Regions from separate parts of the Homo sapiens genome. Here region 1 is linked to region 2. The links are chromatin loops, found by intact Hi-C in ENCODE. Cell type or tissue: PC-3. All regions are shown on one strand. Links, peaks and the distances in the headings refer to the core of each region. The heading gives the core; the rest is flanking DNA. Region 1 has its middle 15 kb from the start of MIR1321. Region 2 overlaps CHM (CHM Rab escort protein).

Region 1 (5,396 bases), core at 197-5,196, 110 kb after region 2:
TAAATTACAATTCATCACTTTTCCTCAATTTCCGCATGCATTTGGGCACACAATCTTACTGATTTTTTATCTCAGAATATCTTCCTGATCACAGCCACCTCCTCTTTATTCCCACGACCCACTGTTATCATTCTCTTTCAGACTATTCTAATGAGTCATCCTGACACCAGGCTCTTCTGTCTACTCCAATACCTATTGAGGTAGAAATCACCTCATTGGTTCCTTCTTCTGCTTACGCATTATGAGAAGGAGGTCATTTAGCATAGGAACACACCACAGATATGTAAGAATGAAGCCGTTAAGTAGGTATCCCCAGCCTGCACCATATGTGGCTGTGACAAGATAGAGCTTGGGACCCTGAGCATAGCTCAGAGGATAGGAAAAAAATTACAGGTAACACTTGTAGTGCCTACTATGTACTAGGCTCTCTTCTGTTAATCTCATAATAACTTGTAAGTAATTATCCTCCATTTTATAGATGAGGACATTGATGAGGAAACTGAAGTGCCGAGAGATAGAATGACATCCAAGGTCATAGTTGGAAAGGCTTGGATTGCTCCTCTGAATTGGTACACATCAAAACATGTTTATGAACTAGTAAATAGTAAGATTCTGTTCTTTCTCATCATAATGAACTACATCTGCCTGTCCTACCAGTGGCAGAGTTTCACCTAAAAATTAAAAACACATAAGAGCCCTGATCATGTCAGTCCTTTAAAACTGCTGCCTATAAAATACAATCTGACCTCTTCAGTATACATGTGAGTTCACCTCCCCAAAATACAAAATATTCCTCTCTTGCTTCATCTCCTGTCATTCTACCTCCCTTCTCACCTCTCACTCTATTCTTCAATCACAATGAACTTCCCACTATCCTCAGACTCTGGCCCATTGCACATATCATTTATTTTTCTAAAATGCCCTAACTCAGCGGTCCTCAACCATTTTGGCACCAAGGACCAGTTTTGTGGAAGAGAATTTTTCCACAGACGGGAAGCAGTACAGGGATGGTTTCAGGATGAAACTGTTTCACCTCTGATCGTTAGGAATCAGATTCTCATAAGGAGCGCACAACCTAGATCCCACGCATGCCAATTCACAATAGGGTTTGTGCTCCTATAAGAATCTAATGCAGCTGCTGATCTGACAGGTGGCAGAGCTCAGGCACTAATGCTTGCTTGCCTGCCACTCACCTCCTGTTGTGCTGCCCAGTTTCTAACAGGCCGCAGACTGGTACAGGTCTGTGACCCAGTGGTTGGGGACCCCTGCCCTAACCTCTAACCTCTCTCTGCTACTACCACACCCCTTTTCTTACAACAAATTTATATTCTGTCTTTAAAATCCAGATGTAGTGTTACTTCGACTGCTAATACTTTGGCAAAATTACTTTTCCCTCTGTGGAACCCACAGTACTGTTCATAAAGTACTTACTTCGTTGGATTCTAAGTTTTCTGATTTTGTTTCTGTCTTCTAGACAGTGAACAACTTGAGTGCAGGGACCCTGTCATTCATCCTTGTGTCCTCAGCACATGACAATGCCTGACTCATTGCCATGCATCACCTGCATAACCCTGCTCCTCTGGCCACAGTAGACTCGTCCTAGGGTGGGGACAGGCCCCTGACCCACTTTGAAATTGAGATCCATAATGAGTTTTAAATTTGCTGGGTGGCTGATACGTACCATGAAACCTCTTTAGCTATAGGCAGCCATATTTTCCACTAGGTGGACAGTAGAGCAGAGAAAATCTGTTTGTAAAGAAAGAAAAAACAGAGATGAGAGACACAGAACTGCCAGGTGAACCTAGAATTGGTTTCTGAGAGCTTTCTAATTCTAATGATACTGGAGGTCCAGTATCATTCCTGCCCTGAGGGTTTGTGATACACTCCTGTATCCTTATAATCAAATCTCCTGCTTTGATGTTCAGAAAACACCACTGGATTTCTGACACTTGCACACAAAATGTTTAAACGAAATACACACTTCTGGGAGATGTCATTTATTAGAACCTCTGAAAATTCCTCTACCTGCTTGAGTGCAGGCACATGATCACCTGCACCAAGTGTAGCAAGCGCATGAGCAAGTGCCCCATCTGCCGGCAGTATGTGGTGCAAGTCATTCACATGTTCAAATCCTGAAAACAAGGATCTCCCAACAGGGAACTTGCCCCTAAAATTGATCCTTAACATTTCAAAGCACAGAAGGGACTAGAAAATTACTCTTAAAAGGCTAAAACTGTTTTTAAAAACTATTTTCACAACTAACTGGGGACAGAAAGGTTCACCCTAAATTGTAGAAACATCGGTCCATACTATACACCTGTCTGCCTGTGGACACACTGGATTTCTTGGGTTCTACCAGGCTTTATTACATGTCCCCTATCGCTCACTGTCGAAGTCAGGCTGTTTACAACGTATGGTCATCAGCTACTGCTCTTTGGAGGACACTTATCCTGTTTTCTTGTTTTCCTTTCATCATTTTTTTCTAACTTAAACTACTCAGATGTTTAAAACGTATGTTCTTTTTGGATGAAATCACTGTCCACAAGTGGCCAACATGAAACATGCTGATCAATGGTCTCTCTTATTATTCATGCATGTCTATATGTGTATGTCTGTGAATGCATTTGTGTACTATGCAAATTTACATTTATACTGATTAGGAAGTGTCATAAAAGGTTCAGGTCCAAAGCTCCATACAGAAGGGACAGTAAAACACCAGCACCATTTATTGAGGAAGGTATCCTTTTCCCTATGTATATTCTTGTCACCTTTGTCAAAAAATCAGTTGGCTGTAAATATGTGGTTTTATTTCTGGGTTTCCTGTTCTTTTCCATTAGTCTATGTGTCTTTTTATATCAATGACATGATGTTTTGGTTTCTATAGCTTGATACAGTATATTTTGAAGTTAGGTAGTATGATGCCTCCAGCTTTGTTCTTTTGTTCAGGATTGCTTTGCCTATTGAGGGTCTTTTGTGTTTCCATATGGATTTGAGGATTGTTATTTCTATTTCTGTAAAGAATGTCACCTCTGATCATCAGGCGTCAGTTAGATTTGCATTTTGATAAGTATTGCACTCAATCTGCTTTGGGCAGTCTTCTTACTTTAATGATGTTAATTCTTCTGATCTGTGAGCCTGGGATGTCTTTTCATTAGTTTGCATCCTCTTCACTTTGTGTCATTAGAATTTTTTAGTTTTCCTTGGAGAGGGCTTTCAAATCCTTAGTTAAGTTTATTCCCAGGTACCTTTTTGTAGCTATTTCAAATGGGATTGCTTTTTTTCAAAATTTTGGTAGGTACATAGTAGGTGTATATATTTATGGGGAATATGAGGTGTTTTGATACGGGCATGCAATGCATAATAATTGCATAATAGAGAATGGGGTATCCTTCTCCTCAGGCATTTATCCTTTGTGTTACAAACAATCCAATTATACTCCTTGAGTTATTTTTAAATGTACAATTAAATTATTATTGACTATAGCTCTCTCGCATGGCCCCACCTTGGGCACAGGATAGATTTATGGCTGCAACTGCATGTGCTTTCTGCTCATGCTGGGGAGAGCAGAGAGGTAAACCAAGATTTCATTTTCAAGATGGAAAGTCAGTCAGACTCAGCTGTGGTTTTGCCTAGTACTCCACAGGCCTTTGTGAATCCATCATCTCCCCGTACAACTAGTTCATGAAAACAACCTATGAGTGCAACACTTAAAGAAAGATTAAGGAAAACAAGATCTTCATTTAATTCCTGTTACAATGTGATAAAACGTCTTAAAGTAGAGAATGAAGAAAACAATCAGAACTTTTCAGAGAAACCAGCGTATTCCACAGAGGAAAACTGTTTGGAATTTCAAGAAAATTTTAAACACATAGACAAGTGAATTTGAAGAAATCACATATTTGAAAAATACCTTCAAGAATATCAATGTGAGTGAATCTCAGTCACTTGATTCTGTGTCATTCAGTGCTCTCCAAAATGAGTTTGTGAATTAGAATCTTCCTAAACAAGAATTAAACGAAGAAAAAGCAAAATTGGTGAAGCAGGTTCAGGAGAAAGAAGACTTTCTTTTGGAGGCGAAATCTTGTCCAAATGTATATAGATCAAAGAATGTTGATCGTCTCAGTTACAGTTGTTAATAAAGAAGTAGAGAAGCTGTAGCCAGCCGTTGCTTTATGAGTTGTAGTCAGCTATGTCTGCAGAGAACAAGAAAGTAAACCTACTCAATTGATAGACCACTATGGATTAGATAATAAATTGCTACACTGTAACAGAAGTGAAGAAGAATTTATAGGTGTTTAATTCCTAATCATTTCTCCAGAATATCTTTGAGAATGACAACTTAATTAAAAGATACTTGTACATTTTAAATGGAAGATAGAAACCATTAGGGCTTAGAGGAAGGTATCCTGATGAACATCAATTTAGGACACTCTACTATATTAATATAAATTAAGTTGTAGAATGAAAATGTAGTATTTGGATAGATTTGCCGAAGAAAATTTGACATTTAATGTAATATGAAAAAAATTCAAATCATGTTGAAAAAATCATTTGGGCAATTCTCTAAACCAGTTTTAATACATTGCTTTGTGTTTTTTGTGGCAAAATGATTTATTTTAAATGCCCAAAATTGTCCAATCTGGTGAATGTCTAAATTTCAAGTGGTCTAAAAATGCCCGCCTCTCTCCTAAGTTTATAAACCTTTTTTCCATCCATTTACTACTACATATTTCCATCTGATGACCTAGCAGGTAATTAAACTCATATGTCCAAATTTTTTTAAAAAATAAAAATAAATTATTATTGACTCTAGTCACCCTGTTGTGCTATCAAATACTAGGTCTTATTCATTCTATTTTTTGTCCCCACCTCCTTCCCACACCCCCATTACTCTTCCCAGCCTCTGGTAACCATCTTTCTACTCTCTATGTCCATGAGTTCAATTGTTTACATTTTTAGATTTCATAAATAAGTGAGAACATATGACATTTGTCTTTCTGTGCCTGGCTAATTTCAGTTAACATAATGACCTTCAGTTCCATCCATGTTGCTGCAAATGACAGGATTTCATTATTTTTATGGCTGAATAATATTCCATTGTGTACCACATTTTCTTTATCCATTTATCTGCTGATGGACACTTAGGTTGATTCCATATCATGGCTATTGTGAATAATGCTAAAATAAACATGGGAGTACAGATATCTCTTCAATATACTGATTACCATGTTTTTGGATATATACCCAGCAATGGGATTGCTGGATCATATGGTAGCTCTATTTTTATTGTTTTGAGGAACCTCCAAATTGTTCTCCATCGTGGTTGTACTAATTTACATTCCCACCAACAGTATACGAGTGTTTCCTTTACTCCACCTCCTTGCCATCATTTGTTT
Region 2 (5,396 bases), core at 197-5,196:
CACCACGCCCAGCTAATTTTTGCATTTTAGTAGAGACTAGGTTTCACCATGTTGGTCAGGCTGGTCTTGAACTCTTGACCTCAAGTGATCCACCCACCTCGGCCTACCACAGTGCTGGGATTACAGGTGTAAGCCACCGTGCCCGGCCTGATTAGTATCTTATCTTTGATTAACCTTTTAGAGTTTATAAACTACTTTTCATATATGTTAGCTTCCTTATCTCACAACAGTTTCATAAAAGGTAAGGCAAATGGACTGATCCCCATTTTATATGTGGTGAATCAGAGAGATTAAATGACTTGCCAAGTGTTTCCTAAGTGATAAATCTAGGATAGAACAAAGTGGGTGTTTTCCTCACTTTGGTTTCCTAGATCTCAAAAATATTCATGTAACATTAATGATATCAATTTGTTTCTTCACTAGATTTTATTAGAATTACTATAACAGTAAATATGGCATTTTATTTCTTGACATTTGAGTGTTATTCTATCATTGTCCCTCATTTTTTTTTGTAGTGTTCATTGTGTTATTTTTAATAAGGCACTTCTTTTTTTCACTTAACTCGGACTTTCTAATTTACAATACCGTGTTTTTTTCTTGGCCTTATTTTTTGTGTTTTTTGCAACAAGTTTGTTTCGCATTTGAAACAAAAATAGTCTGCACGTATAAACCATTATTAATTAAGCATTTATTGGATACCACATCTATGGAGCAGTGTGGTAGGTGTCGTGAGGGGCACAGAAGGAGCGGTGCTAAGGTATTCCCTCAAGGAATTACAGTCTGATTTGGAAGATAAAGGATATACTGGAAAACTAAAGGACTATTAAAAAGGAATGGATAAATACATGCAAGGTAAACTGCATATGTGTATTATGGGAGCATGGTATAATAGAGTGATGAGTGTAATTGGAGTAAGGAAGACTAATTGGAAGTTAAATTTAAACTTTTTCTTAAAGTAGTTTGCTAAAGTATGTGATTATGTTTGAGAATGGAAGAATTGTGATATTATGCAGAGTGGGAAGAAAAGGACAGAAGAAACAAATGATATGAACCAAACTGTCATGATTTGACAATTAGAATTGATAAATTCGGAGTTAGAGATGCCATGTTGGAAAGTAGGTGGAGATGAAACCAGAAGATTAGTAAATAAGGAAGGTGGTTTGGTTTAGAGACAGGAAAAGGAAGATTTTTTTGTGGGGTATTTGATATAAGGAAGGGCTACTGTTAGGGCTACTGTTAGTCAACTAGCAGATTTTTACTTGCCAAGACCAATCACATACAAGGCATTCTGCCAGGTATTGAGCAGTGTGGCAACTCAGTGAAAATAGTGGGTTCTGTGGAGGATAAAATATCACAGAAATTCATAAAGCAGGCAGACTGAATGGGAGCCTGTTCTATAAATCAAGACAATGGTGGACTGAGAATGTTAGCTCCAATAATAAATTTGGAAATGGGGCTTCGACTAGAGTAATAGACATCAGTACTAAAATAGGCAGGAAATTATACAGAAAGGTCCTATTAGATACCACATTGTGATAGGCCAACTTAATCTTTTCAAGGCAGATATTTTTCCCTTTATTGAAGGTCTTCTGTCGTATCACCAAGTCAGGAATTCCTCAGTAATAATCATCTTTGATAACTACCACTGTTGAGTATTTACTATGTCCCAGGCACTGTGTCAGGCTCTTTGCATGCAGTACTTAATTTAATCTTCAAAACAACCTTGTGGTAGGTGGTATTATCTCTGTGTCATAGATGGGTAATTTAGGTGGTCTCAGAGAGGGTAATTTAGGTAATTACCTAAATTGAGGGTAATTTAGGTGGTCTCAGAGAGGATACATAAGTATCTAAGTTCGCAGAGCTTACTAGTCATATGGTCAGGGTTTGAACCAAGATCTGTTATTCTGAAGACTGTGTTCTTCATCACTGTGGTAATTTGCTTCCAATACAGTTCCCCTGTCTGTCTTAAATTCTCAAAAATGTGCATGTGACATGAAATCTTTATATCTTTCAAATCTTAATTTTGTTTCATATTTTACTGAAACATTAACAGATGAATGTTTAATGTCTGAGTCACATAAGCAAAACGTACACTGAACTTGATAAAAGGGGTAAGGGAATATATATATAAAGCCTGGTGTTTATTATTATATTTCTTATTAGTCAGGATTTGCATGAAGATGTCGAAGAAGCTGGTGCACTGCAGAAAAATCATGCTCTTGTGACATCTGCAAACTCCACAGAAGCTGCAGATTCTGCCTTCCTGCCTACGGAGGATGAGTCATTAAGCACTATGAGCTGTGAAATGCTCACAGAACAAACTCCAAGCAGCGATCCAGAGAATGCGCTAGAAGTAAATGGTGCTGAAGTGACAGGGGAAAAAGAAAACCATTGTGATGATAAAACTTGTGTGCCATCAACTTCAGCAGAAGACATGAGTGAAAATGTGCCTATAGCAGAAGATACCACAGAGCAACCAAAGAAAAACAGAATTACTTACTCACAAATTATTAAAGAAGGCAGGAGATTTAATATTGATTTAGTATCAAAGGTAAGTACTAATTTTACCCATCTTTGCATTGAAAACAGTATCTGGGCCCATAAACCCAGTTTTTGTAATTCTCTGAGATGCAGAACATTTGTTTTGTAAAGAGATAGTAGCCAGATGTTTGTAATTCATTTAAAATATTCCTTAAGTACAAATTAAAAACATATTTAAAGTGCTCACATGAAAATGCTTTAATTATGTTTTTAATCTATACCTGAAGAATACTTTTGTGCTTGAGCACATACTACAACCTAATATTCTCTGGACACTATGAATTCTATCAAAAGAAAAATTCTAATGAACCTGTTTAGAAATCCATGTTATTTACAGTCAATTTCCATCGATTCTTTTAGCCTTTATGTATAGTAACTATTTTCACAACTGTATGATGATGAATACTCAGAATAAACCAATGAATTTTTAAAAATCGTGTTCACATGGACACAGCGAGGGGAACATCACACACCAGGGCCTGTCGGGGTTGGGGGTTAGGGAAGGGATAGCATTAGGAGAAATACTTATGTAGATGATGGGTATGTAGATGACGGGTATGTAGATGACGGGTTGATGGGTGCAGCAAAACACCATGGCGTGTGTATACCTATGTAACAAATCTGCACTTTCTGCACATGTATCCCAGAACTTAAAGTATAATTTAAGAAAAAAGTCTCAAAAAAATCATGTGTTCAGGTTTGAAAGCTTCAGAGGAAAATTTAATAGTGATGGAGGCAGGAAGGCTGGGAAGAAAGCTATTGTCTTCGGTTATGTTCCTGAACATAACTAACTTGAATGTTAGTTCACTGTAACTTCACAGGAGGTCCCTCCATCTTAGAAGCGTACAATATTGCATTTGGTTTATAGGAAGCAAGACTATTTTTAGTGCAAAAGAATAGAAAATCAGTAAGATAAAGGATTATGGCCTTAAAGGGTCATGATACAGGACAGGGTAAAAGTAGAGAAAAACAGACTAAATCCTATAAGTTGAGAGCTAACAATAAGTAATTGAAAAGAAGTAGGAGAGGATAGTGAATAGCACAAGACTTGCCACAGAACTAGCACAGAACTAGGCTTTTCAATTTAATGTACTTTCTTCAAGTTCCAAGTGATAGGGGACAGAGAGGGACCAAAACATTTCCCTTGACAAGTTGTTTCTGCAAATCCCATATCCTCATACTCTTGCTCCCTTTGAACTTGATGCCTGAAAATATAAATATCTTTTTACTACCCATTTTTCTTTCTGTCTGTCATGTAGCACTCTGTGTCTGATTTTGCATAGTTGGCTATTGCATTGGTTCTACTTCATACTTCCGTACTATCTCTCCCACCTCCATCTACTTTGACCCTGTCATGATTTGAAATCTAGCATTTTTTCCACATTACCTTGGCTGTTCATCTGTGGATGGAAGTTTAATCCTAGCTCACTAATAACCTTCCTGGTCCCATGAGCAGTACTCTATGAAATAGGTTAAACAAAACATAAAAACTGAACAAGTCAAATAACAAATGGGCTTTGTGTGACAATTCCATTTTGAAGTAATTACTTGGAATTTGGAATGTTTTACCTAAATAAATGATGATATAAATGTGGTTAAGAATCAAGGCTATTTCATAAAAGTCTGTAACTTTTATGTTAGCTGAAATTTAGTATATATCTTGCAAAGGGAAATGGTAGAAGACGGTGCTGTTTCAATTGTAGGAATTGGTGTAGAAAATTATTCAGTTGTATAAGAAAATGAATGCTGGTTGTGGGAGGAAAAAGACAATTGAATTAGAAGTTGACACATTTGAAGATACCCTGAAGGAGACTTCTGGGTATTTTCATCGGTTTGAATGGTTAGTAATAACCAGTTCTCTTATGGTAAGTAAAAACCAAACATGTCTAGAGGCAGTGGACTAGGCAGTTGGGACTGCGTCCTGCAGAGTTTCATGGGTTCATACGTTCTACAAAATAACTAATAAACATTTAATGTACTCATTTTCAAAACCAGAAGTATCTTAATCACATATAACCATAGTAATACAGGAGATTAATTTTCCGTTTTTAAAATGTTAAGTCATTTAATACATATTCAGTGCATGCTAGATGGAAAGCAATGTATTCCATGTTATTGGGGCAATTGGTCACTCCTTAGAAATTTTATCTGTTCTAATAATTGCAGTTAATAAACGTCTAAGTTTAGGATGATTGCCAAATATCTATCTTAAAGCCCTAAAGCCCTACCTCCTTTTTTTTTTTTTTTTTTTTTTTTGAGACAGAGTCTTGCTCTGTTGCCAGGCTGGAGTGCAGTGGCGCCATCTCTGCTCACTGCAACCTCCGTCTCCTGGGTTCAAGTGATTCTCCTGCCTCAGCCCCCTGAGTAGCTAGGACTACAGGCGCGTGCCACTATGCCTGGCTAATTTTTGTATTTTTAGTAGAGATGGGGTTTCACCATGTTGGCCAGGATGGTCTCGATCTCTTGACCCCGTGACCTGCCTGCCTTGGCCCTCCAAAGTACTGGGATTACAGGCGTGAGCCACCGTGCTCGTCCAAAGACCTACCTCTTTTCTAAAGTCCAACTCAGTATCTCCAAACTAGTTGACATTTCTATATGCGTTCAACCTCAAAGACATCATGATATAATTAAATACTGTGGGGCTTTACAGTTGACAATACACATTCATGTATATAGCCTTTTAAAAAGTAATAGCTCAAGGTAGGTTAGTTAAATAAAATACGTATAGTGTCATACTGCTCAGACTAATAGAGAAGGTCAAAGATGAAATTCTTAAAATGAAAGCTCATTTCTAAGTAAGTCCATACTCTTAATAATTATGGAACCAACATGCTAAGGAAAAATTGTTAATTAAT

Evidence for each region. Hi-C counts contacts between places; a loop is a spot of excess contacts. Peaks named below come from ENCODE experiments on the same cell type or tissue, not always from the same donor. Only the 100,000 strongest peaks of a DNase experiment are listed, where the experiment ranks them.
Region 1: a loop joins it to region 2, with 2.5 times the contacts of the local background. A loop is called at or near these places in 1 of 110 quality-filtered maps.

The regions. Positions count from the first base shown.
Region 1 is chrX:85,848,312-85,853,707 of GRCh38, reverse strand. It overlaps the pseudogene SFR1P2. Among named protein-coding and RNA genes, the nearest start is that of MIR1321, 15 kb to the right of the region's middle. In PC-3, for the core only: a CTCF peak has its summit at 2,091 (motif pointing left); no DNase peak of the experiment used is centred there.
Region 2 is chrX:85,960,820-85,966,215 of GRCh38, reverse strand. It overlaps CHM (CHM Rab escort protein), which reads left to right. Exons shown (of 15, transcript NM_000390.4): 5 at 2,164-2,551. Among named protein-coding and RNA genes, the nearest start is that of MIR361, 60 kb to the right of the region's middle. RefSeq lists a silencer at 2,145-2,345. In PC-3, for the core only: no CTCF peak of the experiment used is centred there; a DNase peak (open chromatin) is centred at 2,285.